Regions from separate parts of the Homo sapiens genome. Here region 1 is linked to region 2. The links are chromatin loops, found by intact Hi-C in ENCODE. Cell type or tissue: K562. All regions are shown on one strand. Links, peaks and the distances in the headings refer to the core of each region. The heading gives the core; the rest is flanking DNA.

Evidence for each region. Hi-C counts contacts between places; a loop is a spot of excess contacts. Peaks named below come from ENCODE experiments on the same cell type or tissue, not always from the same donor. Only the 100,000 strongest peaks of a DNase experiment are listed, where the experiment ranks them.
Region 1: it touches region 2 in a loop (5-fold over the local background); 3 of 110 quality-filtered maps call a loop at or near these places.

What each region holds. Positions count from the first base shown.
Region 1 is chr12:67,154,813-67,170,835 of GRCh38, forward strand. No RefSeq gene overlaps it. Among named protein-coding and RNA genes, the nearest start is that of CAND1, 110 kb to the right of the region's middle. In K562, for the core only: a CTCF peak has its summit at 6,712 (motif pointing right); no DNase peak of the experiment used is centred there.
Region 2 is chr12:67,405,929-67,421,951 of GRCh38, forward strand. LOC105369812 (a long non-coding RNA gene) reads left to right here. Exons shown (of 5, transcript XR_001749186.2): 2 at 15,229-16,023. Among named protein-coding and RNA genes, the nearest start is that of LINC02420, 29 kb to the right of the region's middle. In K562, for the core only: a CTCF peak has its summit at 9,768; no DNase peak of the experiment used is centred there.

The DNA of each region.
Region 1 (16,023 bases), core at 3,634-11,633, 250 kb before region 2:
GGGGACTCATAATTAGAGATTCTCCAAATATGGAAAGCATGGTCAGCGTACTGGGTAGCCAAAACAAATGACAAATATTTACTACATTGACAATGCTACATGCTGAATAGGAGGCAGAAAGACAAGAACCCTGTGGTAGAGCTGTAAGTGGTACAGCTGATGCACAGAGCATTTTGGTAATATCTAGTACAACTTAAAATGTACCCGCCTCACAGTATTTCTAGAAAAAAACTCCAGCACATGTGCATAAGAAGATACGTAAAAGATGCCAACTGCAGCAGTGTTTAAAATAGCATACTATTAGAAGCGACCTAACTTCCCATTGGTGAGTAAGTAAATTGTGTTATGTAATTGTCTACTGAAAAATTACACAACTTATAAATTTAGAAAGGAGACTTTCTTTTTTTTTTCTTTTTCATTTTAAAAGACAAGATCTCACTCTGTCACCCATGCTGGAGTGCAGTGTTGCCATCCTAGCTCACTGCAGCCTCAAACTCCTGGGCTCAAGTGATCCTTCCACCTCAGCCTCTTGAGTCACTGGACTACAGGCATAGGCCACCACACCCGGATACTTGAAAAAAATTTTTTAGGGACACAGGTCTTGCTATGTTGCCCAGGCTGGTCTTGAACTCCTGACCTCAGGCAATCCTCCTGCCTTGTTCCTTGAAAGTGCTGGGATTACAGGCATGAGCCACTGAGCCCAACCCAAGACTTAATTTTTTGATAAAGGGCTACAGCCTGCAGGGTAGCAATTCTGACAGGCTGGGAAGTGTAGCCTCTGACAGAGATTGTTAGAAGACACTTCAAAGGAGGAGGGATTGGGGCAGGAGCTTTATGCCAAACAGTTTGGCTAAACATACATATTCAACAGATTATAGGAGGAGCTATGAACATTCACAAAGGGGAGACTGACACACATGTATCGAACAAATATACATGTTACATGAGTCCCATGTTCACTTTGAGGGGAGGCTTAACATTAAAATGCATTATAATTAGGCCCTATATGTCCAAAGGGGAAGCAGGGACACAGTGGCACTCAAGTGAACAGACTCTATAAACCAGCCAGAACCAGTCCATGGTCGGTGGTTTCCTATCAGGAGAAAGTTACTGAAATCAGTCTCTTATCCAATCAAAGCTGTAGTTATGGGTTGTGGAACAGGATGTCAATTAGTCAGTGCCTGGCAGCAGTGGATGAGCTGCAATGGTTTTTTGTTTGTTTGTTTTTTGGGTTTTTGTTTTTTTTTTTTTTTTTTTTTGAGACAACGTCTTAACTCTGTCATGAGGCTGGAGTGCAGGGACTCGATCATAGCTCATTACAGCCTCAAACTCCTGGCCCTGAGTGATCCTCCCACCTAAGCCTTCCAAAGCACTGGGATTACAGGCATGAGTCACCATGTCCACCCATGCAATTGTTTTAATATCGCTCATCTCAAGGCCAGTGCTTGTTTGGCTGCTAGAGAAAGAGAAAAACCTTGTAGCAATTAGAACACAGTGTATTCTTTAAGTGTGGGGTTGGGTTGTCCAACGTGGCTTTAGGGGCTGTATAATTTGGTATCTTATTGCCGTAGAGTCTGTTCTATCAGTCTTATGATCTCTATTTTAATATTAATGCTGGTCAGCTGTTGCATCTAAACTGCAAAATGGAGGGGATATAATGAGGCATGTCGGACCTCCTGTCCCATCGTGGCCGGGAACTCAGTTTTTAAGGTTTCTCTGGGGTCCCCCTGGCAAACAGGGGGTCCATTCTGATGGCTGGTGGGGGGGGGGGCTTAGGATTTTATTTTTAGTAATTGATACAGCTAATGTGGAAAGCATTTTGGTAATATCTAGTACAACTTAAAACATTGCCGCCTTACAGTATGTATTTCTAGAGAAACTCCAACACATGTGCACAAGAAGATATGTAAAAGATGCCTACTGCAGCAGTGTTTAAAATAGCATACTATTAGAAATGACCTAACTTCCCATCAGTGAATATGTAAATTGTGTTATGAAATGAAATATTTTATAGCAGTTAAGTGAATGATGTAGAATATGGTTGTCCTTAATAACATGATGGTGAATAAAAATGATTCAGAAATTAGAGATACCATATGAGAGTACTTAAATTAAAAACAAAAAGAGCACGTAAATGACACATTACATTCACGCTCATTGATGCAGGAGTTGCCTCTGGGAAGGAAGAGAGAAGATTGGGACTGGGGAGGGAGACAAAGGCTAAGTTTTAACTTCATTTGAAATATTTTATTTCCATGGCTGGGTGCGGTGGCTCTCGCCTGTAATCCCAGCACTTTGGGAGGCCGAGGCGGGTGGATCATGAGGTCAGGAGATTGAGACCCTCCTGGCTAACACGATGAAACCCTGTCTCTACTAAGAATGCAAAAAAGTAGCCAGGTGTGGTGGCGGGCACCTGTAGTCCCAGCTACTTGGGAGGCTGAGCCAGATAATGGTGTGAACCCAGGAGGTGGAGCTTGCAGTGAGCCAAGATCAGGTCACTGCACTCCAGCCTGGGTGACAGAGCAAGACTCCATCTCAAAAAAAAAAAAAAAAATGAAATATTTTATTTCCTTTATTAAATTTAAAAGACAGAAGCAAAAATGTTAAAATGTCAACAGCATTTGTTGATTTTTGATGATGGGTATATGGAAGTTGGTTAATTATTTTTCTGAATATTTATGATTTTCTGAAAAAAGGGAAAAATCATGGTTATTCAACTATATTATTTGAGTTTTGGGTTCCAGCTAATTTAATCCAATTTTTCCAGAACTACTTTATTCTGTTTCATAGGCTCCTCTTTTAGACAAGAGCACAACTTTTTTTTATTAATACTGAAGCTATATAATTCATTTAAGTAGCATCCCATTTTGATAACTACAGAGATTTGTGCATTTTCCAGGATATTTAATATTAAAGGTTCAGATATAATCTTTCTTGAAGGTATACTCTATATTTAACTCTTTGTTCTTTGTATAATTTGCCAAATGTGAGTTATCTGTTGCCTTCTGGCTGATGAAGATAGAATTCACCTGGCAGCAGAGAGCAAAACCATTTTTCTTTAATGAATGTAAGAAAAAAAACACTTTTAGAATTAGTTTTATTTCAATTGCAAGAGTATTGAAATCAAACATTATTTCATTGAAGGATTTATTTTAAGCAGCAGAAAATGGAGAACATTTGCTTATAAAACATGTGTTCAGAATATCCTTGAAGCTGCAGTGTTAAAGACAGATGTTGAGATACTTACCACCTCCCTAGGTATTCTATATTATTGATCAAGTTATTTGAAGAATTTGACATTTCAGTAGGATCGACAGTCTCTAGTATGGAGAAAATTTGGTCAATTCCTACTAACTTTGTAACCAACAATATGTTATATATGCAATCACTTAAGGTTCCTCAGGAAAGCTGATGTAAATATCCGTGAGATCCCGCTTGGAGATTAACCTATTAATAGACTTTCAGAACCACAGAGATATGAGGAAATAAATCTAATCTTCCCGAGAGAGGCTCAGACTACCAAACAAATATCACCTTGATATAGGAACTGATTACAGTTCTTATGGCTCAAACTTTTCGCAAAGAAAATATAAAGTAATTGTATACCTATCCACACTGGTGAAGAGATATTCTCACAGATTTTAAACAAGTTTTCAAACTATATTGAAGGGGCCACGTCAGATATGGAGAGCAAGTGTTCTCTATTTCCACGAATGTTACCCCTAGATTTAATTGAATTAGTTGATCCTAGTTAGAATTAAAGTTAAACGTTAAGAAATCATTCAGAGAAATGATAGTGAAAAGCTGGAAAACAAAGATTAAGAGCTACTACTTACACTAACTCTCTTCTGGAAGGTTTATAAAACAAGATTAATAGTTATCAGCTTCAGATAGCATGGTACCATAAAGGATAATTAAAACTGGTATTTGGTGGCATAAAAAATATATTGGAATGGTAAACAGTGATTATCATTCTGTTCATGGTAACAGTAGTATTCTACAGTGATTAACTCTGGAGGACCGGAAGAGGAGGCTAAAGGGAGGGCATATAGAAGACTTTATTTGTTTGATAATATTCTGTTTGACCTTGTTAATAGGTACATAGGTGTTTGTTGTAATATTCTTTATGTATTTTGTCCGGAGTGTTTCATAATCATTTTTTAAAAGAAAGAAGCATTTTGAAGTCCAAGAAGAGTGTGTGCTATTCTGGACATCATACTTACTTGAGGAGATATTTAGACAAACTAGAGAGTATTTAAAAGTTAATGACCCAAATACTTATGAGCCTGGAAACCCTGATAAAAGAAAAAGTTGAATGAATCTCCCCAGAGGTTTAGCCAGAGAAGACTTGGAGGTGAAGGGGATAATTTTGCACAGCAAGAACCAGGGGACAAAAATATTTGAGTAACGGTGAGGTCCAGAGAGGGAATGGCTGACATCTCCATACTGGTCATGTGAAAAGCTGTCTCAGAGGACTATCTGATGTGACTGTCATAGAAGAAATCTAAGCAAAGTTGAACTACTTCAGAGTTTTTCAACACAACTACTTTTTTTTCAAAATGGTAAACTATATACATTTTTCGTGTGATTGGCACCTTCCTTGGTGGGGAAGCTGTTCAAAGAATTGGTCAAGCTAGTCATTCCCACAATACTGAGGGTCTGACAATGTGACTTAGCCATCATCAAGGTAAGTGATGTCTGAGGACAAATGTCAAGATCTCAGAGAAAATGCTGGTCTAGACAAATTATGTTGTTCAAAGGGGTTGTCGGAGGATATATATTTAAACAGAAGCTAGAGAACAAAATTAACTGAGTTACTGATCAGAATGCATTACATAAGACTAAGCCAAAGAAATTTCAGCCATATAAGCCAATGGGCTTTTGTTCACCTAATGCCTGGTTACACAGCTAACTTAAGCCCATTTGAAGGCCTCATGATAGGGTGAAGTAACTATTCTGGAGAAAGAAACAGAACTTCATTCTCATCACTAAGGAGTAGAATGGCTCTGTTAGAACAGCCAACACAATATTTTATGGCATTCATAAACATTGACCTTGGTTCAAATCCAACATCCTCAAATTACTAGCTGCGTGACCTTAGAAAAAAATACGTATTCGAGTCTTAATTGCTTTACCTGTAAAATGGAATATTACTTTTACATATCTCTTATGTTAAGTGAGAAAATGTATATAAGTATACAGAAATCTATCAGCTTGCTCCCTGGCACTCAGCTTGCTCCCTGGTGCATAGTAAATGCTCAATAAATGGGCTCAAAACTGGGATGGGGCAGTAAGCAGGGAGAATTACCTTTATTTATTGATGTATTCTCAATGCCTGATACGTTCTAGGTATTCAATCAATATTTGAAAAATAAATTAGTACTAAGACTGTAAACAAAGGTCCATAGATGTGGTTCAGGTAATTAAGCACCAAGAGATAGAATGTGGACAAAATAACATGGTTGGTGTTGTGTTGGACCAGGAATCGCAGAGGTAAGGCAGAAAAATAAATGTGTCATTGCTGAAAGAGGGGTTCTCACCTATGAGATGCAGTTGTGGCTGGGGAAAAAAACTAAGGCTAAAAATGAAGGGTGATGATGTTGCAGACACATTTGCATTGGTGAGCAAGTTCAGTGGTTCCTTGACCTATGATGGATATGGCAGAGAGGGCTGTGCTGGAGGATTTCAAATCAAATGAGTGGCCACTGAAATGGTTTTTATGCCTTAGGCCTATTTGGTCTGGCTGTAGAGCTCATCAACACTCCGTGACTCAATGACTATCCCTGTGTAGAACTGGATTTCTGCTGCTGCCATTGCATATCATCTTCCCTAGCTACGCTTGTGTCAGAGGATTTCCTGGGGTTGCAGGTTTCTTCTGTCCCCTGACATTCTGGTTTTCAGAGGAAGGTCATGCAGGTCTTTGTCCAGCATGTAATACATGTATTAGCTTAAGTGGTCCATTTCAGCTGCCATGAACTGAGTCTGTAGATTTCCCTCGGCTATTCGTGGTTGCCTAGGAGCACCATGCAGGGTCACTTAGGAAGATCACCACATGTTTCAAATGTGGCTGTGATGCCTAATACCACTTGTTCTCATATAGAGTAATTGGCCTGGGCTGTGATTGCCTTCTAGAAAAATAATAAGAAACAAAGCCTACCCAAACTTGGGCGTGCTTCTCAAAGAATATGCTTTCCTACAATGATGTTTGAGGTATCATCAAGGTTAATGAAGAACCAGGTTGGGTCTGAGTAGGTAGGGTTTGGAGCTGAGATGAATGAGATTTTCAATAACTGTGATGTCTGTGTGCCAGGAAAACCCTTTTTCCACATAAAGATTTCAAGAATAGTCTGGTTATAACACTGGCTCTCAAACTTGAGCATGTATAAGAATCACATGGAGGGCTTTAAAAGCTCAGATTACTGTCCCCTGCCACCAGGATTTCTGATTCAGTAGGTTTGTGGTGAGGCCCCAAAATGTGATTTTCTAACAAGCTCCTAGATAATGATGCTGGTCTGCGGAATACACTTTGAGAATCACTGGGTTACGGAAATAAAAGATAAATGACCAGAAAACCCCAGAAACCACCTGTAACTAGAACAGTTTTGGAATAACTTGGAGTTCTTGATTTTGTAGAGCACTTTCACATTAAAATTGTGGTCACTTTCTTTGACATCATTGGATTGTCTTCCACATTCTCAGATTTGGCCAGGAGGTGGCACTACAATAAGCAGTCCATGAACCATGAGCTTATTGGAGGTCATATGCATAAGGAAACCTTTCCGGCCTGGCATGGTGGTTTATGCCTGTAATCTCAGCATTTTGGGAGGCTGAGGTAGGAGGATTGCTTAAGCCCAGGGGTTTGAGACCAGCCTGAGCAACATGAGCCAACCCCCTGCCGTCTCTACCAAAATTAAGAAATTAACCAGATGCGCTGGCATGCACCTGTAGTACCAGCTGCTACGCAGGAGACTGTGGTGCAAGGATAGCTTGAGCCTGGGAGCAAAAGACTGCAGGGAGCCATGGCTGCACCACTGCACTCCAGTCTGGGTGACAGTGCAAGACCCTGTCTCAAAAAATGGAAAAAAAAAAAAGAAAAAGAAAAGTTCCCATCTAGAAAGTTATCAAGTCATGGAACATCCCATTTATAACTCATTAGAAGATGACAGAGATATTGGACAATCTGAAAATTATCATTAAATACTTGAACTGGTTGAGATGGTTCTCTGAAGCCATTGTTACTTATTACCCTTTTTGTTTTGCCCAACGTTGTAGATTTTCTGAAAGTCTTATTTCATCAAGCCCAAATTTTAAGGAACTGGTCCGTAATAGGGATTAGTGAGAGTATCTAGTTATCTTGAATGGTAAGCATGTTAGACCACAGCAATTTTCACGGAACCCTAAGGTGCTGTGGGAGGTTGTAGAGGGCTGGAGGAACTACTACCACAACGTGGTAGTCCCTTTGAACTTGCAGAAGGCCTTGGTTCTGAGCAATAAGAGTGACTATGTCTGCTAAGACCCAGGTGCTAAATCAGGTGAGTTCAGCTGACTACTTTATTTCACTACAGAGAAGAAGGTCCCCTTCCTCTTTGTTGCAAATTTACATAGGCTTTAGTGAATAGGAGAGGGGTAAAGTGGAGACTTGAAGAAAGTCTAAGCAGTGCTGGTGGCAGAATTTCTTGGAGAGAGGATATGGGATACATGGCTCTTCAGTGACTTATTTTACAAATATTTATGTGACAGGCTCTTTTCTAGAAGCTAAGAAAAAACAAGCTGAAGTCTCTGCCCTCAAGTGGCTAACACTTTTAAGTGGAAAAGGCTGAGGAGAATGAATAAAGGTCATGAATAAAGAACTCCATTAGTCTCTTGATATCTTGACAAGCTTTCTAATATAAAGCCCAGCAGAGGGTGGTTATTCATTTGTACAGTAGTGGCACTAGGTCAAGTGTGCACCCAAGTTGCCTGAACAAGGGCATGATCCATGAAACTACATGATGTCCCTGAATTTATCAGTCTTTACCTGAAGGTAGGAGGGAGCCAGTCTTAAATCAATTGAAACAAAAACATCTCCTTTTTCCAAGGGATTCAACATGGATATGGGAAGCAGGGGTAGAGTGTTGGACAGAGCCAGAGTGGAGGCGCATGGTGCCAGAAAGCCAATATCGTCACTGTGTCCAAGAGTCGTAATACGTGTCCAGCATGAAAGATCAGAATTGGAAGTAAAAATCAAGAGTGGAGCTGTGGAGTACCCAGTGGGGGTTGTGAAGGAAGACGACAATAAAGATTTGTGTGTGGAAATGAATACACTGGGGTATATTCTGGATGAATGCCAGAGACAAAAGCAAATAGCCAAGGCTAATTTTTATATGCTTTTAGTACATTCTTACTTGGGCAGGGAGGATCCCTGTAAGGCGGCCAAAATGGAGCACATATTTTCTGACATATATACTAGAAATAAAAGCAAGCAGAAGTATGGTAGCAGAATATAAAACAGTATTCAGTTACTGCACTGAGAGATCAAATGAATGTATATTTATTGAATAATTAATATATTCCTTGACTGTACTAAGTGCTTTAGTTCATTTTAATCCTTCAGCTAATATGGAAGCTTAGAACTACTATAATCTCTGTATTAGTTACAGTAACACCAGGTACTATAAAAGTAGACTTAAAATGAAAATTGGCTTAAATACAATAGAAGCTTATTTCTCACTCGTGTATCAATATAAGGCAGAGTTTCTGATCAGCAGACAGCTCATCTATCCTTTGGTCCCATCATCCTCCAAGTCCTTATAATTATTCTCTGCATCTAGGCAACAGAAGGGAAAAGAAGAAGAAAACAAGACACATCTATTTCTTACAAGCCTGGCCCAGAAATGACACACATGATTTTCACAAACATTTCTTTGGTGATAACTAGGCACTCAACACACCTTGATGTAAGAAGGGCTGAGAAAATAGTGTGCCTTCCTGGAGACATATCCATTCTCTGGAAAAGGGAGCACAGACTTCTGTCTTCAGCGAGCTCTCTGCACAGCCTGCCCCTCTAGCACTACATATGTGTTCACCCTTCTTTGCACCCAAAAGACACACTCACTCCTCCTTAAGGGAATTAAGCATAAGTACCATCTGCTTTCTGCAACCAGATCAAACTCTATGATCTCTTGATGATTATTGTCCTCCTCACTCAGGCCAAAAGTTCTTCTTTTGGTCTGGCCACAAATTAACTGAAAAAGAAAATATGGAATGATAGAGCAGGGACAGATCCATTCAGATGAAGAAGGAATGGGAAATACATAGCTGACGCAGCACAACAGCAGGGATGAAATCCTACTGAGAAGGTCTTTTCAAGAATATGTACCTTGGAAATGAGGGAAGTTCCTTAATTAGACCCCAGTTCTGCTCTCCAGGAGGAACTCCCATGTTCACCTTTGGATCTCTTCTAGGCTTTTTCTCTGCTTCTTACCTTCCAGGGCCACATCTGAAATAACTGCTGGGGAATATGCCATTCTTGGGGGCTGTTCAGCTTTCATGGCCCTCTTCCTGTTCATGCAATTAAGGGGTCTGACTTTTTTTTAATCTCAAACAATCAGTTTCGGGTCAGGGGTATCATCTCTTTAGATATGCGTTAGCTCTAAGTTTTACTGTGTTAATAAATAATACTGAAATATCAGTGGCTTACAAAATAAAGGCTTAAATTCTTGCTCTCACTAAATAGCTGTAGCTTGTCAGCATTTTGTTCTAGGTGACTTCTTCATTCTAGGATCGAGACTGAAAGATCAGCTCCTGTTGGAATTAGCATAGCCATGTAATGGCTTCCAGGATGTATGAAAGAACAGGGTGATATTTATTGCTGCTTCTTGCAGTCCATTGGCAAAAGTCTGATATCAGTGGAGCAGGGAAGTAGATTCTTCCTCAAGGAAACATTGCAAATCTTAAGGCAGTGGATAGAGGTTTAAAAGGGGGGGATAATAATACAACCTACCTTTGACAATACAGGTCTCTCAGAAACTTAGACCTTAGTTTATTTGCTTCCAGCTATTTCCATGTGTAATCACACCTGAGTTCTTTCCTATAGATAGCTTTCAATTCCACTTTGTTTCTTTGCTCTCTTTCCCATAGGCATTTATCTCCCAATTTAATGAGACTCTCAAAAGCCACAGGTTAAGGTGAGAGGGCAACACTCTCAATTGTACCTTTGCTCTAGGGTTGAATCACTTTATTTGAGGAGTCTCACGACTGGACTTTTGTCATTCAAGGCCTCCTTGAATTTTTTTTTATTTAGTTTTTTGACAAGGTCTCACTCTGTCACCCAGGTTGGAGTGCAGTGGCTTGATCAAGGCTCACCGCAGCTTTGATCTCCTGGGCTCAAACAATCCTCCCATCTCAGCCTCTCGAGTAGCTGGGACTAAAAGCACTCACCACCATGCCTGACTAATTTTTTTATTTTTTGTAGACATGGGGTCTCACTATGCTGCCCAGGCTGGCTTTGAACTCTTGGACTCAAGCTACCCTCCTGCCTCAGCCTCCCAAAGTGCTGGGATTACAGGTATGAGCCACAATGCCCAGGTTATTTCCTGTTGCTTAAAGTCCAGAAGCATTCTTCAACACTGAAAAGCTTTACATTTCTGGACTCTTTCCATTCCCTTTTATTTCTTGCTCTCTAATCGACAATCTTTTCCTGAGCTCATCACTTTCTTGCAATATCTTACTAAATGCAGCAGCCAAGCAATTGCTGACACACACTAATATTCTGGCTTTTTTCAAACTTCTTTCTCCCCAGATCCCCCACACCAAGTGTTACAGACCCAGTAGGCATTTCATCTTCCTTCCAAGAGATTGCAGATGATGGTTTTGCTAAATGTTTTGTCATTTCATATCTCTGTTATTCTAGCATTAGATATATTTCCTTAGTGCCTACAATCCTCCCTGTACGCCAGCACCATATATTTTAGTTTTAACATAATGGCGGCATCACACTTCAACTTGTTAGATGGGATGACACTAGGTGCTGCAACAAATAGCTTTTCTTTTAAGAAACATATATTAACTCAAACTAAATAGAAATGTATTTATCATGCAAGTAGCTATCCAAAGTGGATTTCCTGTTTGTCAGGAGACTCTCTTCCATGCAATGATATAGATATTTTGCTTCCTTCAATATGGTGCCTCCATCATCCTTTACTGCATAGGTTGGCAAATTATAGCTTGTGGCCAAATCTGGCCTGTGGCCTATTTTCGTGAAAAAAATCTTATGGGAACATAGCTATGGCCACTAATTTATGTATGATCTATGCTGCTATTGCATTACAATGGTAGATTTGAATAGCTGCAACAGAGATATTATGAGCTGCAAAGCCTGAACTATTTACTACTTGGCCTTTTACAGAAAAAGTTTGGAGACATCTGCCCTAGGATCAAATTATCATTTGAATTTAGTTGGGAAAAGGAGAAAGAGAACCTGGAGAAGGTGCAATGCTCTTTAAAGCCCTGGCCCGTAAGTATCACACAGACTTGCATGCAAATTCCTCTCTCACATGGCCTCACCTAGATGCAAGTGGGGTGAGAAATGCAGTCTGTTGCCAGGCAGGCACTTTGCTACTTTTCAACAACAACTCTATATTATGCAAAGGGGAGTAAGAATTTGGGTGGACAGCTATTCATCTCTGTCATAATGCCCATCTTGTAGATTTTTTTTTAAGTTAGGCTTTTAAGCGTTAGTAACTTGATTAATGACTTTAAGACCTGTTTGAAGATATTATATCAAAATGGTTAACAATTCAGTCTCAAGAATCATAAAGACCTGGGTCTTTATGATTAAGAAAGACCTTAAGAGTAAATGCTCAATAAATGTTATTAATATATTCTTCCCTCTGCAATACAGTAGAAGCTCTTGCTAGACAGGTAAAAATTTACCTTCCTTGTCTGTAGCTTGGAAGTTGCAAAACACTGGGCTAGAAGGTCCTTAAGATCTTTCCACCTCAGAAATACTTACTTCATTCTCTGTCTTTCACTTGGTCCCTCCTGTGTACCTGAAACTGTGCATGGTAGTAGAGTTACAGAGAAGAATGAGGCAATGAGGCCATATGAGGCCATATTCCAGCCGTCGACGAAGTGGCCCAAAGAGGAAAACAGACATGGCATCAATTCCTAACCTTAATACCTGGGAGTGGAAACACTGACCTAGAAATATTCACAGAGAGCTGTGAGCCATGGTAATTCTTCCCTGTCTGACAAACTTCAACCTGAACTGCTAAGCACCTAGACCCTGCTGGGCATACCTGTTAACTTCTCCCATCAGTTGAGTCTTTAAAATACATTATTTGTGCGTTCGTTTAAATATGTTTGATCTTTGACTCTGGACTTCCTCTTCGTTTAAAGTCTTTGCCATAGGAAACTCTCTTTCTCCCTATATTTATTTTCCATGCTTACACCATACCCCTCTTACAACTTTGTTCTTATTTTTAAAAGAAATTAAAAGTGATTGACAATTGATGTTTTATTCCAGGAAGTTTCTGAACACCTCAAATCCTGCTACAAATGTGTGAAAAACTTTTTAAAAAATGAATACCTCAAATCCTTTGTATTTCATTACTCTTCTTCCCTTCACTAGGCCCTATACTAGAGTTTCAAAAACTGGTGTGTGGAACTCTGGAACTGCACAAGGGTGTTCTGCAGAATTTTGATTTTTGGCAAAAGCTTTTTAACTTTACGTTTTTATTTCATTGATAAACTTAAAAATTAATGTAAATGTATTCCGGCTTATCAGATTTATTACCTTATAATTGATTATGCATTGTAATCCTAATGCCTGAGCTTGTGTTTATATTTATGATTGTGTTTGCATCAAATGACATTGTGGAGCGCTGAGTGGCCAAAGGTTTCAAAGTTATAAGAACAGAGGAAAGTAGTGGAAGAATTGGGTCATCACATGGAATATGATGGTGTAGGCATTCAGACTTAAAAAAGGAGAAGGCAACCTATCTGTTGTATCTGGTATCATCCTTATTTTGCAAGTGGGTCTACTGTTCAGATACTAAGTAGGAATAATTCATTAACAATAAGTATACTATGAAGTATTCATTATTTTAATAATTAAATTAAATACCCATACACATATTTTAAAGGCCACAATGTCAATTTTGTAAATTATTTCTAAACAATTTACAAAGTTGACACTTCAAGAAAATTACTCTAGAATCAATATTCACTGGAAGACTTTCGATTCTATTGGAAAGCCATTTATTCTGAACTAGTAAACAAAATCATACTTAGGGGAACACATTCCTTTCCTACATTACTGTTATCAAAATGAAACTATAAAAACTATTTATAGACCTTGACCTGAGGCTGCATCCTTATGTATTAAACCCAACATCAGTAATGTAGTTCCAGTAAACATCATGTATCACATTAAATTAATGCTGTTAATTTGAATTTTAATGGTGTTGCAGTGTTGTTAGTATTTAATTTGTAAATTTGCTTTTTAGTTGGATAGAAGCATATACTTCTTTTACATTCAAATAAAATATGTGCATATTTATTTTATATTATAATAAAATGATGTAAGACTACACAGGTCAGGGAGCAGAAATCTCTGTGAGAGTGCCTTTACTTAAAAATGAGAATATGCATTATTTAAGCTGTAGAAATACTGCATGAAACAGCTATCACTCACAAGAGCTCAGAAGTTCTAGTGTTTGAATTAGCACGGACTGCTAATGAAGACTTGATGTACTCAAGAAAAAATGGGCAAAATAAGGACAATGAAGTAAGTTTGGATGCTACTAAATAACACTACATTTGAAAGAATGTCTATTAACTGACTATTCTAGTTTTTTGGAGAGCTATCATTGTCCTATAAAATGTCAATGATAACACATGGTAGGCTTATTTAATGCTTTTACTTGCCAAAAATTTTATTGTAACATTTTTCATGACATTCCAGAACTATAAACTGCTGATTATCATGGTCCTCTGCAGCCCACTGAAATCTCTAGCTTTTTGTCACTAGTTTTCTGGCACCGAAACCACCAACATTTCAGAACTTGCAACCTCAGGTGCTTGTAGGCCACACAGAAGCTTGTAAACCAATAATAACAAGACAATAAATTGTATTAGTTTGTTCTCCCACTGCTATGAGGACATATCTGAGACTGAGTAATTTATAAAGGAAAGAGGTTTAATTGACTCACAGTTCTGCAGGGCTGGGGAGGCCTCAGGAAACTTACAATCATGCTGGAAGGGGAAACAAATACACCCTTCCTCACATGGAGACAGCAAAGAGAAGAATGAGCGCCCAGCAAAGTAGGGGGAACTCCTTAAAAACCCATCAGATCTCGTGAGAACTCACTCACTGTCATGAGAAAAGGATGGGGGAAACTGCCCCCATGATTCAATTGTCTCCATCTGGTCCTTCCCACAACACGTGGGGATTATGGGAACTACAATTCAAAATGCGATTTGGCTGAGAACATAGTCAAACCATATCATAAATTTCTTCTTATTTGTAATTGGAACTCATTGCTCAGTGAACAGAAACAAAATAGACTAAAACAGGGAGTCTTAAAGTCATAATTATTTTTTCTCACTTAATATAAACCAATGTATATTCACCAATATTTTGATGGAGAGTCACAAAAGTATGGGCCATCAATTGGTGTTTAAACCACATTCAGTTTCAAATTATTTAAAGCAGACAGGAATACGGCACGTGCTATCAATCTAAGTGCATAATCCTGTCTGATTTCGTTGCTCAGTTTTTTACAGCTGTGTTACTTATATCTATTTCAACAGGGTTTTTTAGTGGCTTGGTTTCATTAGTAGTTTCTAAATCATGCAATCTTTTTTCATAGAAATGGCTTCCTTTTATCTTTATTTTATTAATATAATATTTCAAATACATAAGTGTGATAACAAGTACAGTTGGATTCAAGGATTTTGGGGACCAGCCCAAGTGACTCTTGCTCAGCAAACAGCTTGACTGGTGTGAGTAGTATGAGGGCACATTGAAGAGTAGAATCCTTAAGCAATAAGTGCCGTGAGCCTCAGTCAGCATGTTTTATAGAAGGAATGGAGAGCATCATCTATTTTGGCAACATGGTTAAATGGATGCCAGTTAAAAACAAACTTATTGCAAAATGTAATGAGTATGAAAAAAACATAAGTACAAAATGCTATGAAAACTGAAGGGAGGAAGCAACTAACTGCCTATGATTCCGGGCTTCTTCAACCCTTGATTAAACAACAGCAGAAATTAAAATAACTTTTAAAAATGTATTTCTACATTTTCACTATTTAAAATATTAGTGGGTTATTCCAACACAAAAGTTTAATCTGAGTTGATATGTTTTCCCTTAAATTTGGGGGATAATCCATACGATATTTTTTCTCATTGTTTTGAATTGTAAGTAATTGTTATGTCAATTGCTATTTTTAATGATCTGATGTCTTGAGTTGTGAAGAGTTAGAATTCCCCAAAAAAGGTTTTTTTATTCTCATAGAAAGGACAAATTCTGTGCTCCAACCACACAGGGCTCATTGCAAATGGTTTCTCCTGATGACCTATCCAGTCACCTTTCTTCCATGTACCCATTCTTGGTGCTAATCAAGTCTCATCCCCTGTTCTCTTCTCTTGGCTTCAGTCCTTATTGGTCTTTCCCCTTAGCAGAACTCCTAGGGCACTGTGGCATTTAATGATATCCTCTCTTGGATCACTCACTACCCAAAGGATCATGTCCTGTCCCTCTAAAATAGACTGCAAATCTCTTGATGAAGGATTGCCTTTCCCTTGCCTTTTTTCTGTTCACAGCATCTCTCTATCACAGGTACAAATAATTGCCTGTTGAATTGAATTTAAACAACCAGCAAGCTGCCAGAAGAAAAATGTGGGCATGTTTAATAAATGGACTAGATTTTCTGAGCAATAACTAAATTTTATTCTATAGTAAGTGCCATAAAAGATAAGTATAGCGGGTATAGCACAGCGAAGTTGGTAAAATTTAAGGGGACCTTAATGAAATATAA
Region 2 (16,023 bases), core at 4,958-12,957:
GATCAAAAGAGACAATGAAGGTCATTACATAATGGTAAAGGGGTCAATTCAACAAGAACTAACTATCCTAAATATATATGCACCCAATACAGGAGCACCTAGATTCATAAAGCAAGTCCTTAGAGACCTACAAAGAGACTTAGACTCCCACAAATAATAATGGGAGACTTTAACACCCAACAGTCAATATTAGATCAATGAGACAGAAGTTTAACAAGGATATCCAGGACTTGAACTCAGCTCTGAACCAAGCAGACTTAATAGACATCTACAGATCTCTCCACCCCAAATCAACAGAATATACATTCTTCTCAGCACATTGCACTTATTCTAAAATTGACCACATAATTGGAAGTAAAGCAGTCCTCGGCAAAGGTAAAAGAACAGAAGTCACAACAAACTGTCTCTCAGACCACAGTGCCATCTCAAACTAGAACTCAGGATTAAGAAACTAACTCAAAACCACACAACTACATGGAAACTGAACAACCTACTCCTGAATGACTACTGGGTAAATAACGAAATGAAGGCAGAAATGAAGATATTCTTTGAAACCAATGAGAACAAAGACACAACGTACCAGAATCTCTGGGACACATTTAAAGCAGTGTGTAGAGGGAAATTTATAGCACTAAATGCCCGCAAGAGAAAGCAGGAAAGATCTAAAATTGACACCCTAATATCACAATTAAAAGAACTAGAGAAGCAAGAGCAAACACATTCAAAAGCTAGCAGAAGACAAGAAATAACTAAGATCAGAGCAGAACTGAAGGAGATAGAGACACCAAAAAACCTCCAAAAATTCAGTGAATCCAGGAGCTCTTTTTTCTGAAAGATCAACACAATTGATAGACCACTAGCAAGACTAATAAAGAAGAAAGAGAGAAGAATCAAATAGACTCAATAAAAAATGATAAAGGGGATATCACCACTGATCCCACAGAAATACAAACTACCATCAGAGAATACTATAAACACCTCTGTGCAAATAAACCAGAAAATCTAGAAAAAAATGGATAAATTCCTGGATACATACACCCTCCTAAGACTAAACCAGGAAGAAGTTGAATCTCTGAATATACTAATAACAGGTTCTGAAATTGAGGCAATAATTAATATCCTACGAACCAAAAAAAGTCCAGGACCAGAAGGATTCACAGCCGAATTCTACCTGAGGTACAAACAGGATCTGGTGCCATTCCTTCTGAAACTATTCCAATGAGTAGAAAAAGAGAGAATCCTCCCTAACTAATTGTATGAGGCCAGCAACATCTTGATACCAAAGCCTGGCAGACACACAACAAAAAAGAGAATTTTAGATCAATATCCCTGATGAACATCAATGTGAAAATCCTCAATAGAATACTGGCAAACCAAATCCAGCAGCACATCAAAAAGCTTATCCATCATGATCAAGTGGGCTTCGTCCCTGGGATGCAAGGCTGGTTCAACATACACAAATCAATAAATGTAATCCAGCATATAAACAGAACGAAAGACAAAAACCACATGATTATCTCAATAGATGCAGAAAAGGCCTTTGACAAAATTCAACAGCCCTTCATGCTAAAAACTCTCAATAAACTAGGTATTGATGGAACATATCTCAAAATAATAAGAGCAAGTTATGACAAACCCACAGCCAATATCATACTGAATGGGCAAAAACTGGAAGCATTCCCTTTGAAAACCGGCACCAGACAAGAACACCCTCTCTCACCACTCCTATTCAACATAGTGTTGGAAGTTCTGGCCAGGGCAATCAGGCAAGAGAAAGAAATAAAGAGTATTCAATTAGGAAAAGAGGAAGTCAAATTGTCCGTGTTTGCAGATGACGTGATTGTATATTTAGAAAACCCCATTGTCTCAGCCCCAAATCTCCTTAACCTGATAAGCAACTTCAGCAAAGTCTCAGGTTACAAAATCAATGTGCAAAAATCACAAGCATTCCTATACACCAATAACAGACAAACAGAGAGCCAAATCATGAGTGAACTCCCATTCACAATTGCTTCAAAGAGAATAAAATACCTAGGAATCCCACTTACAAGGGATGTGAAGAACCTCTTCAAGGAGAACTACAAACCACTGCTCAATGAAATAAAAGAGGATGCAAACAAATGGAAGAACATTCCATGCTCAAGGATAGGAAGAATCAATATCGTGAAAATGGCCATACTGCCCAAGGTAATTTATAGATTCAATGTCATCCCCATCAAGCTACCAATGACTTTCTCTACAGAATTGGAAAAACTAAAGTTCATATGGAACCAAAAAAGAGCCCGCATTACCAAGACAATCCTAAGCAAAAAGAACAAAGCTGGAGGCATCACGCTACCTGACTTCAAACTATATTACAAGTCTGCAGTAACCAAGAGAGCATGGCAGTGGTACCAAAACAGATATATAGACCAATGGAACAGAACAGAGGCCTCAGAAATAACGCCACACAACTACAACCATCTGATCTTTGACAAACCTGACAAAAACAAGAAATGGGGAAAGGATTCCCTATTTAATAAATGGTGCTGGGAAAACTGGCTAGTCATAAGTAGAAAGCTGAAACTGGATCCCTTCCTTACATCTTATACAAAAATTAATTCAAGATGGATTAAAGACTTAAATGTTAAACCTAAAACCTAGAAGAAAACCTAGGCAATACCATTCAGGACATAGGCATGGGCAAGGGCTTCATGACTAAAACACCAAAAGCAATGGCAACAAAAGCCAAAATTGACAAATGGGATCTAATTAAACTAAAGAGCTTCTGCACAGCAAAAGAAGTTACCATCAGAGTGAACAGGCAACCTACAGAATGGGAGAACATTTTTGCTATCTACCCATCTGACAAAGGGCTAATATCCAGAATCTACAAAGAACTTCTACAAATTTTCAAGAAAAGAAACAACCCCATCAACAAGTGGGCGAAGGATATGAACAGACACTTCTCAAAAGAAGACATTTATGCAGCCAACAGACACATGAAAAAATGCTCATCATCACTGACCATCAGAGAAATGCAAATCAAAACCACAATGAGATACCATCTCAAACCAGTTAGAATGGCGATCATTAAAAAGTCAGGAAACAACAGATGCAGGAGAGGATGTGGAAGAATAGGAACACTTTTATACTGTTGGTGGGAGCATAAATTAGTTCAACCATTGTGGAAGACAGTGTGGCGACTCCTCAAGGATCTAGAACTAGAAAATACCATTTGACTCAGCAATCCCATTACTGGGTATATACCCGAAGGATTATAAATCATTCTACTATAAAGACACATGCACACGTATGTTTATTGCGGCACTATTCACAATAGCAAAGACTTGGAACCAACCTAAATGTCCATCAATGATAGACTGGATTAAGAAAATGTGGCACATATATACCATGGAATACTATGCAGCCATAAAAAAGGATGAGTTTGTGTCCTTTGCAGGGACATGGATGAAGCTGGAAACCATCATTCTCAGCAAACTATCGCAAGGACAAAAAACCAAACACCGCATGTTCTCACTCATAGGTGGGAATTGAACAATGAGAACACTTGGACACAGGAAGGGGAACATCACACATCAGGGCCTGTTGAGGGGTGGGGGGCTGGGAGAGGGATAGCATAAGGAGAAATACCTAATGTAAATGATGAGTTGATGGGTGCAGCAAACCAACATGGCACATGTATAGCTATGTAACAAACCTGCATGTTGTGCACATGTACCCTAGAACTTAAAGTATAATAATAAATAAATAAATAAATAAATAAATAAAAATTAAAAAATAAAAATGAAAACAAGTGTTCCAGAGGAAAAAAAAGACTTCAACGCTGAGAAATTCTAGGGCAAGCAAACTTAAGTGGGCTTTCTTTAGCGCATGACTTTCTAGGCTTTAATGCACCCTTCTGCCATGTGAAACATTAAGGAGAGGATATTGAGTACAGCATTTCAGAAACGTATTTGATCCAGCTGGGCGCAGTGGCTCACTCCTGTAATCCCAGTGCTTTGGGAGGCCGAGGTGGGCGGATTACCTGAGGTTGGGAGTTCAAGACCAGCCTGACTAACATGGAGAAACCCCGTCTCTACTAAAAATACAAAATTAGCCGGGTGTGGCAGCACATGCCTGTAATCCCAGCTACTCAGTGGGCTGAGGCAGGAGAATTGCTTGAACCCGGGAGGCAGAGGTTGCAGTGAGCTGAGTTCACACAATTACACTCCAGCCTCGGCAACAAGAGCGAAACTCCATCTCAAAAAAAAAAAAAAAAAAAAAAAGAAAGAAAGAAAGAAACGTATTTGATCCTAGAACATTTTCACCAAGCATGATGTTTTTGGGAATACCATTAGTATTTATAGTTCTATTTATGGAATTAGAGTTAGATCTCAGAGTCATGAGATTGTATAAACAAATTCATGTTCACAATATTAGGCAAGAGGTAAATACTGTACTGTCTTTCAGAAGAAGGATTAAACTGAATGAGTAGTAAATAGAAAGACCTTTAAGTCCTATATAAACTTTGCCAACTTTGCCATCTGGGAACAGATACTCAGCTCCTTAGCATTCTTGAAACCTCTGTCTAGGAACTGAATCATTCATTTCCATAATTTCAGAGCTAGAAGAGATCAAGAGGTCATCTGGTCCAATCCCCCTTTTCAACGTATGAGGAAATCAAACCACGGAGATTAGGTACCTTTCCCAGAGCAGGGCTAAGACTTGCTACCACCATCCATTGCTCTTTTCACTATATTAAAATTTCTTCTCTTTCCTGGAAAAAGTTCAAGACTCCAGCTGACTCTGATGCCTGTTTGAGCAAATAGTTAGGGTGCCAAAAGTCCAATGTCCTACTCAGAGCTCTTTTGGAATAATCTTCTTAAATTCAACTGGATATCTGCTTTCTTTGAAATTCTGATTAGTCGAGGGTGTTTGATTCTGATAACCCACTAGGGAGGAAATTATGCTCTGAGGTCCAGCAGCTGCCAGAAGCAAGCTGTCAGCTGAATACCAGCTCTCTTTCTCTCCATTTTATCAGCAAAACAGCTGTGAACAAAGGCAGGGAGGATAGAGCTGGGTGAGGAAACACAACATCACCGAAAGCTGGCATGAGCTCTGTTGCTGGGAGGGCAATGAAATTTTATGATGTTGCTTAATTAGAGTCAAATATAAACATCAAACAAAACGAAATACCCAAGATGTGTGACAATAGGTCACAGATATGGGTTACCAAAGACAAAGCATTCCTTTGTACCCTTAAAACATCATTGTTCACTACTCATTTTATACCTATTATGCCATTGAAATGTGATCTGAAAGGGTCTGGTTGAGTTCATAAAATGAAATAATTATTCTCTCATCTCTCTCTCATTGCTCACCCTTATCCTCACATATAAGCCACAGGTAACTCAGTAAGTGCTAAGAATGGTGTTGAGGTGATACAGTATTAAAATTGATGACAAGGCTCACTAGGTATACGTTTTCCACTTATTTATTAGTCACATTGTTTAAGCACCAACTGTGTCCCAGGTATTCAGCTGGACTAGAAAGATTTGACATTGAGCAGCAACAAGCCTGGTTGGTTCTTGCTGTCAGGAAGCTAGGAGTCTTGTGTAGGAGAAAGACAATAAGAAAAAAGTTCGCAAAAAATACATAAAATTACCAACTGTGATAGATGCTTTGGAAAGAAGGTACATGGTGCTGTGACTATATAACATGACAAAGTGACCTAGACCAGTGCATCTCTAACTATGTGTGCTGAAAGACCACTTTTCCCTTCAATCTGCCCTGGACTGATACTAGCATACAAATTGTGCTACATGTGACTGACCACGTGATTTTGACAACACCTGAATTGCTCTTTGCCCTGTTCAACAAGGGGAGTCTACTGACCATGTGCTTGGATGTCATGGTAATTTTAAAACACTGTAGAACTTTCTAAATGCTTATTTCTTAATTTTAATATTTATCACATTGGAAACAATTTGTAGATTGGCACCGAAGTATGGATTGCACTTTGAGCTGCTCCAACCTAGACTGTTGAATCAAGAAAGTCTTCCTGGAGGAAATGATTTTTGCATAGTGTTCTGTGATGAATCTGTGATCACTATGACCATCATAGATCACCGTGATCTATATTGAAGGGCAAATAGGCAAAATCGAGATGGGAAGGAGAATTCCAGGTAAAGAGAATCCAGGAGAAGAGGAGTGTGGCTGGAACATGCAGATGAGTGGAAGATTAGTGAAGATGAGTTTGAAGGGAAATGCCAGGCCAGGCCTATGTTATCTTTGTGTTTTCTCCATGGCAAGGGACAGGTTTTGGAAGTTTTTAAGCAGTGTGATTTTTATCAGATTCTAAGTGCTAAGATCACCTTGCTGCAGTATGGACAATACACTAGATGTTGTGTCAGTCTGTTTAGGCAGTTATAACAAAATACCACAGACTGGCTGGCTTATAGACAACATTTATTTCTTACAGTTCTGGAGGCTGTGAAGTCCAAGATCAAGGCACTGGCAAATTCGGTGTCTGGTGAGGGCTGGCTTTATGGTTCATAGATGTGGCCTTCTCGCTGCAACCTCAGGGCTCTCTTTGGGGCCTCTTTTATAAGGGCACTAATCCCAATCATGAGGGTGCCACTCTCACTACCTCATCACCTCCCAAAGGCCCCAATACTATCCTAATACTATCACCTTAAGGGTTAGAATTTCAACATATGAATTTTTGTGGGACACAAATATTCAGACCATAGCAGGAGAATAAAAGTGAAAGTAGGGAAACCAGTGAGTAGACTATTGCAGCAGTGGATGTGTAAGAAGTGGGAGATTGAGGCTGGGTACAGTGGCTCATGCCTATAATCCCAGCACTTTGGGAGGCGAAGGCAGGTGGGTTGCTTGAGCCCAGGAGTTAGAGACCAGCCTGGGCAACATGGAGAAACCCTGTGTCTACTACAAATACAAAAATTAGCCAGGCGTGATTGCACCTCCCTGTGGTCCCAGATGGTTGGGAGGCTGGGGTGGGAGGATCGCTTGAGCCCAGAAAGTCAAGGCTGCAGTGAGCTGAGGTTGCAGCACTGGAAGTGGGAGATTGAGATTGAGGACGTAGGGTAGGATTTCCGGTGGAATGGATACGGGGTTGAAGGAGTGGGAAAGATCAAAGAGGACTCTTCTGGTAGCTAATCATCCCAATATTCCACTCTAATGCAGACAAGGAATACTGCTCCCTTTCTGATCAGGACCAAAGGAGTCCCTTTATTCCTAAGGAAGTTTCCTGGCAGGGAATGGAAGTCCATTTCCCAAGTCCTTCAGAGGCTCTGCCAATACTTTTAGATGTGCTTCACAACTGCCAATCTTTCTCCAATTAACGTTCCATTTATGGAACTAAATGACTTCCCCTTTGAATATAAATTCTCCTCTATAACGTTTCCTCAGTTTTTTTCTTTAAAACCTTATTCTAGAAAATATTAATAGGCACTCAATGAAAAAGGAGTCTCATCAAAGAACATATTCAGGAAATACTGAGCTAAACAAGAGTCATACTGGTTTTTTCTTCAGTGCGTGACTTTTCAGAGCACTTAATATGTTAATGTGCATCTTCAGTTTCCAAGAGGGGAGAAACAAAATACAGCGTTTCCAGAACTTACTTAGTTATGGGTTCCTTTTTGCCAAGATCATCTACTAGGCTAGTGTTCTATGAAACCTTCTTTGGGAAAGGATGCTGCCTGGTGACTAGAGCAGTCCTGTGTTCAGCACTGGAAGCTTGGTTCTGCTTCACATATTTTGAGACAAGCAGATGTGTTCATTGGTTTGTCACAGGACAATCTAGTTCCATTCCCTAAGGCACTTTTACTGAAAGGCTGAGTCAGTTTTTTGCAATCAGGCACAACACTCCCTGTACCTGACTGAGCTTGCAATTCTAGCTCTGTGATGAGCGTCGCTGTTCTAGCTCTAAGTGTTGGCCTGGGGGCAGCATCCTGTGTCTGTCAGGGGGCAATGTGCCCCACTCAGGCAATACATGGGAAAGGAGGACCTGGAGTACTGCCGTGATGGACTTAAGTGACGTTGGTGTAAGAGCAGTCCATTTTCCATTTAAGCTGACTGGGAAACAGCAGCAGTTACAAATGACAGCTATGTCTGCAGAGGCTGACTTTCTCTTCATCCTCCCTTCTTTCTGGCTTTTGAGGGTAACCAGGGGAGCAGCAAAGAACAGTGTTTTCTTTATCTCGTAAATGGGTGTCATTCTTCAGCAGGTGTTACAGATCCGGGCCTCTCAGTCTTGAAGGTGCACGGGAATTCCCTGGGGATCATGGTAAATGCAGGTTTCAGGGCCTCACTTCTAGAAATCCTTATATGGCAGATCTGGAATGAGACATTGTCATCTGTAGTTATTTTTATCTTTATGCCTTTGCTCTCATATACTTGAGTTAATTTCCTAAAAATAACTATTTTCTTACATAATCACAGTACAATGATCAAAATTAGTAAATTAGACTTGTTATGATAGTGTTATCTAAATCTATAGATCTTATTCTAATCTCTCTAATTGTCCCAATCATTTACTTTCTAGCAAACCCTCCCTGAAAAAACAGCTCTGACTCAGGCCAAAGGGGCCAGATGTTCGAGGTTATCAAATTACCCCAGGCCTAAGACAATAGGAAGCAATGGAATATGGTGGAAATGGTGGCTAACTCGGGTGAATCCCCTGCCTAAAGACATTTACATTGAAATTTCTTAAACACAATACCAGCCTATGTTGTGGTCTCGCATGCACCCCACTTTCAGCTTCTCTGTGCCTTGCCCATACCTGCTACTATATCTTTGTAGTTTGAGGCTTCCCAAGCTACGTGATTTCCCTGTCCACAGCTCTCTCGCTCCCCTAACAGAATACCCCACTGTGCCAGGCATCACAACCATTATGCCTAAAGTCAGTTATTATGCCCATGAGGCAATCTTCGATCCATTCAGACAAATGGATAAATGCTGGTTAGAAATGCTAGGTGGGCTTGTGAGTTTTTAAGCTTATTAAACACAAGACAAAATATTGCCTTTTAAACTAGCTGCTGCAATGCTGTTGAAGTGGTTTGTGTCAAAAAACACTCCCTGAAAACTAAGGAGGTGGTTCTGGTAGCTGGTGAGAATCAGGTATCATCCCAGTAATTCAACGTTTCTTAGGAAAACAGCAGGCAATAGAAACACAATAAAGTTTTGATTAGATGCAACTAGAAGAAATTGCCTTCCTTCAGAAAGGCATTCTCTTCTTTCGTGTTTTGAGGAAGTTGGCTATGTAGAAGACAGAAGTCTGACTTTTCTGCTTACTGGAACCTGGGCCATTAAAGCCACATTGCTAGCACTCCCATTGATTTGGTGATTTAACTCTGAGAGAGTAACTTCATTTTTAATTTCGTGGAGGGCATCTCCCCCATGGCTTCCAAGTACGATCTATGGTTCCCAATTAATCGAAACAACTTCCTTGTCACCTTTGCTCCCTTTCCCTGATATCATCTTAATATCAGGCAATGGTTCTGGAAAACAAAAGACATCTTCAGTTTGAATTATGTGTGTGGCAGTGGAGGGTGGCTTCTAGAATGTATGCACATTTAGGAAAATGGTTTGATTATTTAAAACTATGTTCTTTCTATGTAATGGTTCCCAGGCATCGAATCAATGCCAGGGCACTAACTGTATTAGAACTTTATTGAAGAGACATCTAGTGGGGCTGAGGCAGAAAATTGTCACTCTGAATTCTGCATCATCGGGGCTGGAGGATTCAGTGCCAAGAGGGACCTCTAGTGTTCTGCGAAGGTTCAGGCTTGATAATGTGAAGATTCTTCAGATGCCTTTTCCTATTTTCCATGTGTCAAACAAGAGCATACTTTTATTCAAAACTTGCCATTCTGCCTATGAAATAAAGAGGCATAGCCTATTCATAATTTCTGTCTAGGTGTTTTTAAGTCGATGAATTTAAATAAAGAAAATGTTTTCCATGGAGCACCAGGATACATTGTTTCCGTAGGCCTATAATACCAGATCTTATGTATTGTGCTCTCTACAGATTGGCACCAGGCTCAGCACTGCACATGGGTTACTTCATTTTTGTTTTTGAAATGGAGTTTTGCTCTTGTCGTCCAGGCTGGAGTGCAATGGAGCAATGTTGGCTCACTGCAATCTCTGCCTCCTGGGTTCAAGTGATTCTCCTGCCTCCACCTCCCTAACAGCTGGCATTACAGGTGCACGCCACCATGCCCAGCTAATTTTTGTATTTTTAATAGAGACAGGGTTTCGCCACGTTGGCCAGGCTGTCTTGAACTCCTGACCTCAGGTGATCCACCCGCCTCAGACTTCCAAAGTGCTGGGATTACAGGCGTGAGCCACCGTGCCTGGCCAGGTTGCTTCTTTTAACCATTATTAATTGTACTATTATTTTTCATTTTTCCAGTGAAGACACTGAGACAAATGAAGGTGAAGTTACCAAGTGTAGGTAACTCTTAAGTGGCAGGGCCTGACGTTGGTCTCATATCTCCCTTAATTCCAAAGCCTGTTTTCTGACCTGGCAAACTTTTAGCATAAATCTGAAGGGTAGACTAAAAGGTCACCCTTCCTCCTTCCCTGCTTCTCTCCCTTTTTTTTCTCCTTCCCTTTCTTCCTTCCTCCCTCCTTTTCCTTCTAGTTTCCTCCTAAAGGGAAACTTTTTCTTCCTTCCAGTCTTTTCTTTATTCTCCCAAACTGGCAAATATATCCATTTTCCATCAGAAGCTTGGTGACATTTGCAGAGGGAGTGGATTTTTTTTTGTCAGGGTTACACTAGGAATGGCATTTTGACAACTGCCAGGAATTGGCATGTTTTGTCTTGACATTGCTAAATAATCTCCCACATGAAATCAAAGCAGATATTTCATATGTCACTGCTGGGTAATGGCTTTTCTTGGGTTGTATCCAATCCAGAGAATGGACATTGTTTTATTTCCCTGATGAAAACTGTTATTTGGCCCTTTCTAGCTCTTAAATTATTCTATCTTAGAATTTCTATCTCAGCTGAAGAGGTAAATCTGTTTTAAAGAACAGGTGCTTTTTGCTAAAACAGAGGCATTGAGGTGAAGTGAATCATTCATTAGAAGTTGAACATTTGGAAGCCTTTAAACTTAATATAGTGCCTGGAATCTCATGGCTTCCTCAATCATTATTATTATTATTTTTATTTTTTGCTTTGTTTTGTTTCAGTTTTGAACAGAACCTAGGAGGAAGCTTTTTAGGCCTTTTGCTTAAAAACATATGATTAGGGCTGGGCGAGGTGGCTCACGCCTGTAATCCCAGCACTTTGGGAGGCCGAAGCGGGTGGATCACGAGGTCAAGAGCTTGAGACCAGCCTGGCCAACATGATGAAATCCCGTCTCCACTAAAAACACAAAAATTAGCTGGGCATGGTGGCACGTGGCTGTAATACCACCTACTCGGGAGGCTGAGGCAGGATAATTGCTTGAACCTGGGAGGTGGGGGTTGCAGTGAGCCAAGATCGCACCACTGCACTCCAGCATGGCAACAGAGTGAGACTCCATCTAAAACAAAACAAAACAAAACAAAACAACAAAAAACAAAAACAAAAGCAACAACAAAAAACATCCGATTAGGCCTTATATGGGGAGGTTGTGATTTGGGTGGTTGAGGGGACACTCTACACAGATCTTGATCTTAGGGCATAAGCAACTCTTCTGTCTTCCTAGCATCTTTCTGTTGGAAATCCCAGCCTCTCATGTCTGTGGAGCGGTCACACACATGGCCATTTTCCCAGACGACTGAGCATTTGAGCCAGATTGGACAATCATGCCTCATCCTCCCCAATATAGTGATGTGTCCTGTAGTGGGCATCTAACCCAAGCAGAGGCATTCATTGTCATTTCAGAGTCCTTGATGTGGGGCTGCACTGAGAGAGTCATTCTGAAGATTGTGGGATCAAAGAACCATTTAAACATGAAGATGCAGAGATACTTTGCACTGCCCAGTGTAGAAACTTTGTTTAGGGAGAGGGAAGCAGAGCCTGAAGATGAAGGTAGAGCAAGTGCATCTTAAGGACATCATCTGATGTCCTGGATCCAGCCATACCTGAACTAGAACCGACTTTTCAACTTTTCAGTTGTAAGAGCCAGTACATTCCCTTTTGTGTCAAATTAGTTTGAGTTGGGTTTTTGTCACTTGAAATTGGAAGTGTCCTGAGGAATACAACAACATACGTAGAAATTTCTGGTTGAACAAACAGGAAGTGAAGAAATAGGAATCATTCACCCTTGATATTGATCCTCTTCCAGGGAGGATCTCATGAGGGCCAGTAAATGGTCTCCTGCTATCAACTGTGCATGAATCAAGACTTCTTTTTGTTCCTGCTTTTCCACCAATGTGAAATCCATATGAAGTAACTGAAAGTTGCTTAGTCAGTCTTCTGATTCTTCTCCATCACCTGCTGCAGGTCACTTCCATATAACTAAGGACAGAGTTGTTCTGACCACAACATTTAATAAGAGTTAGTACTTTGGGAGGCTGAGGTGGGCAGATTACTTGAGATCAGGAGTTCAAGCCCAGCCTGGGCAATATGGTGAGACCCTGTCTCTGCAAAAAATACAAAAATTATCTGCATGTGGTGGCGCATTCCTGTAAACTCAGCTACTTGGGAGGCTGAGATGGGAGGGTGGCTTGAGCGTGGGAGGTTGAAGCTGCAGTGAGCTATGATTGTGCCACTGCACTCCAGCCTGGGTGACACAGTGAGACCCTGTCTCAAAAATAAAAAAATAAATAAACAAGTTTTAGTGATATTTAATTCTTTGAAATTGAATTGCACTGCACTGGTTTCCATACTATTTACCACCAAGAACAGGAAGAGCTTTTATTTTTTTCTATGTGAAAGATTTTCTTTACAAAAACATCACAGTTGCTAAATAATAAGGAATTTATTTATATTTATATATAATATAATATTTATATATTATTTGTTTTTGCCATAGGAAGTAAATCAACACATATAAAGGAATTGCTTATCATTTGCTAAAAACAGCTTTCTACACAGACTGATATAATCCCTGCTATGAACAGCAATCTTTAGAATAATGTTATAGCTTCTATTAGGATTTTTGCAATATTGTATATATTATGAATATAAATATATTGTAAATATTGCACATGAAATATATATGTATATATACAATTCTGCTCCCTTTGGATACCCTAAATTGAGCACGTCTGACCTATTAAACACTGCTTTACGTTAAGTACTAAGAAGATAAAATGACATAGACCCTGTTGTAATGGAATTTATAATTCAGTTTATAGGGGAAACAAATAACCCTTTTTCCTCTACCCTTTTAGATTCACTGGAGCACTGCAAATTAGACTGACAAAAGACAGATTATCAGGAGAAAAGGCATACAAACAAGCTAATAGGCCGAAAAGCTCATATACCATTTTAAACAAAGAAAGATAAACTGTGGAGACTTGACAGAAAGAAAAAAGGGTTTGGGGCTTTCAAGAGCAGTCCACTACGGGAAGGTAAATGCATGGGGAACTCTTGTGGAAGCCAGGGGCTATCTTGGCAAGGTGTGTGTGTTCAGGTCCATCTCAGTGGTGACTTTCTGTCTTCTTCATGGCCTTAAAAATTCCCTTGGAGAGGCAATTTATGGCAGTCCTCATTTCCCAGGAATTTCTGATTTGAGTCAGATTTTTTAAGAAAGAGAAGCTCTTGGAAGACTTCTTTCTGCATCTGTCGGATCTCAAAATAGTCCTATCCCAAAGTGGCATATTTTGGGGTGGCGTATTTACCAATCCCCTTCAGGTTTCATTCATCCCTTCACCAAAAGTTTACCCACTGCTTATCAACCAAAATTCATTGAGATACAAAGTTGACTGACACGTGGCTTCTGCTCTCAAGGAACTTACAGCTTGATCGACAAGGCACATGCATTTCTGAAAGTAATGCAACTCTCAGGCTGTTATAACTAAATGCTGTAATAGGATAGTATGTATCTTACACATTAGAATAATTAGGTTTCCATGGGAACGCTGTCATAGCCCCTGGCCAACCTGCTGTGCTCAGTTCCTCCTAGCTCCTGTGACAATAGAGGTAAAGGTGACGCAGCATATCCATAGAGTGATCACCATTACTCAGCAGCAACATGACCAGCATGTGTTACGGACCTGTGGGGAAGGTACCGAGATATCGCAAGAACCAGGATGTTACATACAGGAGGCATGGTTTTTCACAGGCTGTTTTTCAAATGATACAAATTAGTTATGCTGGATTTTCAGGGTGATACGGTTGGCATTAGATAAGGCTGGGTAGGGCCCCACTCAGAACTTGTTACTGGGAAGGGGTCCTGATCCAGACCCCAAGAGAGGGTTCTTGGATCTTGTGCAAGAAAGAATTCAGGGTGAGTCCATAAAGTAAAATGAAAGCAAGTTTATTAGAAAAGTAAATGAATAAAAGAATGGCTACTCCACAGGCAGAGCAGCCAGGCTGGTTGCCCATTTTTACAGTTATTTGTTGATTATATGCTAAATAAAGGGTGGAGTATTCATGCCTCCTCCTTTTAGACCACATAGGGTAACTTCCTGTCATTGCCATGGCATTTATAAGCTGTCATGGCGCTGGTGGGAGTGTAGCAGTGAGATCGACCAGAGATCACTCTCCTCACCTTCTTGGTTTTCGTGAGTTTTAACTGGCTTCTTTACTGCAACCTGTTTTATCAACAAGGTTTTTATGCCTGTATCTTGTGCCAACCTCTTATCTCATTCTGTGACTTAGAATGCCTTAACCTCTTGGGAATGCAGCCCATCAGGTCTCAGCCTCATTTTACACAGCCCCTATTCAAGATGGAGCTGCTCTGGTTCAAACATCTCTGACAAACTCACCATAACCTTGTGGGACTTGTTAAACTAACTTAATGAGAGGTCATTAGGCTGGGATGGCTCTATCACCCTGCATTCCTATGTAAACAAATTGAAACTTCAGCTCAGCCCGTCACAAGCCAACTGAGCATTATATTACCAGGGACTTTCTGCTGAGAAAATCCAAATAAGGCAATATCTGATCTGAACCAACTTAATATTTTCTTTGCCTCACTTTCGCATTCACCCTATAATGCTTTTCTCTTTCACTTCTTTGGCAGGGCCCTGACCACTTCTGGCTTGGAGCTGCCCTATGCGTGAATTGCTGTCTCCTCAAATACACTCTTAATATTTTAATATGCCTGTTTGTTTTTTTAACAGATCTCACTCCGGACAAGTAAACACCAATACCACCAACCTGAGTAGGCCTTCCATGAAATACTGGGGACACTAAGAAGCCACACCCCCTGAAACATTCTATGGTCATTCAGCATTTGAAGCAAATTGGAAAGGTGAAAAACCTGATAAGTGGGTGCCTCATGAGCTCACCGAAAATTTTTTTAAAAATTGTCGTTTTGAAGTGTCATCTTCTCTTATTCTATGCAACAACAATGAACCATTTCTTGATTGGATTGTGATGTGCGAGGAAAAGTGGATTTTATATGACAACTGGCGATGACCAGCTCAGTGGTTGGACCGAGAAGAAGCTCCAAAACACTTCCCAAAGCCAAACTTGCACCAAAAAAGGTCCTGGTCACTGCTTGGTGGGCTGCTGCTGGTCTGATCCACTGCAGCTTTCTGAATCCCTGGGAAACCATTACACCTGAGAAGTATGCTCAGCAAACCAATGAGATGCACCAAAAACTGCAATGCCTGCAGCTGGCTTTGGTCAACAGGAAGGGCCCAATTCTTCTCCACCACAATGTCCGACTGCACATCACAACCCACGCTTCAGAAGTTGAACAAATTGGGCTACGAAGTTTTGCCTCATCTCCCATGTTCACCTGACCTCTCGCTGAGAAGTAGCTTTGGAGCTTCTTCTCGGTCCAAACACTGAGCTGGTCATCGCCGGTTGTCATATAAAATCCACTTTTCCTCGCACATCACAATCCAATCAAGAAATGGTTCATTGTTGTTGCATAGAATAAGAGAAGATGACACTTCAAAACTACCACT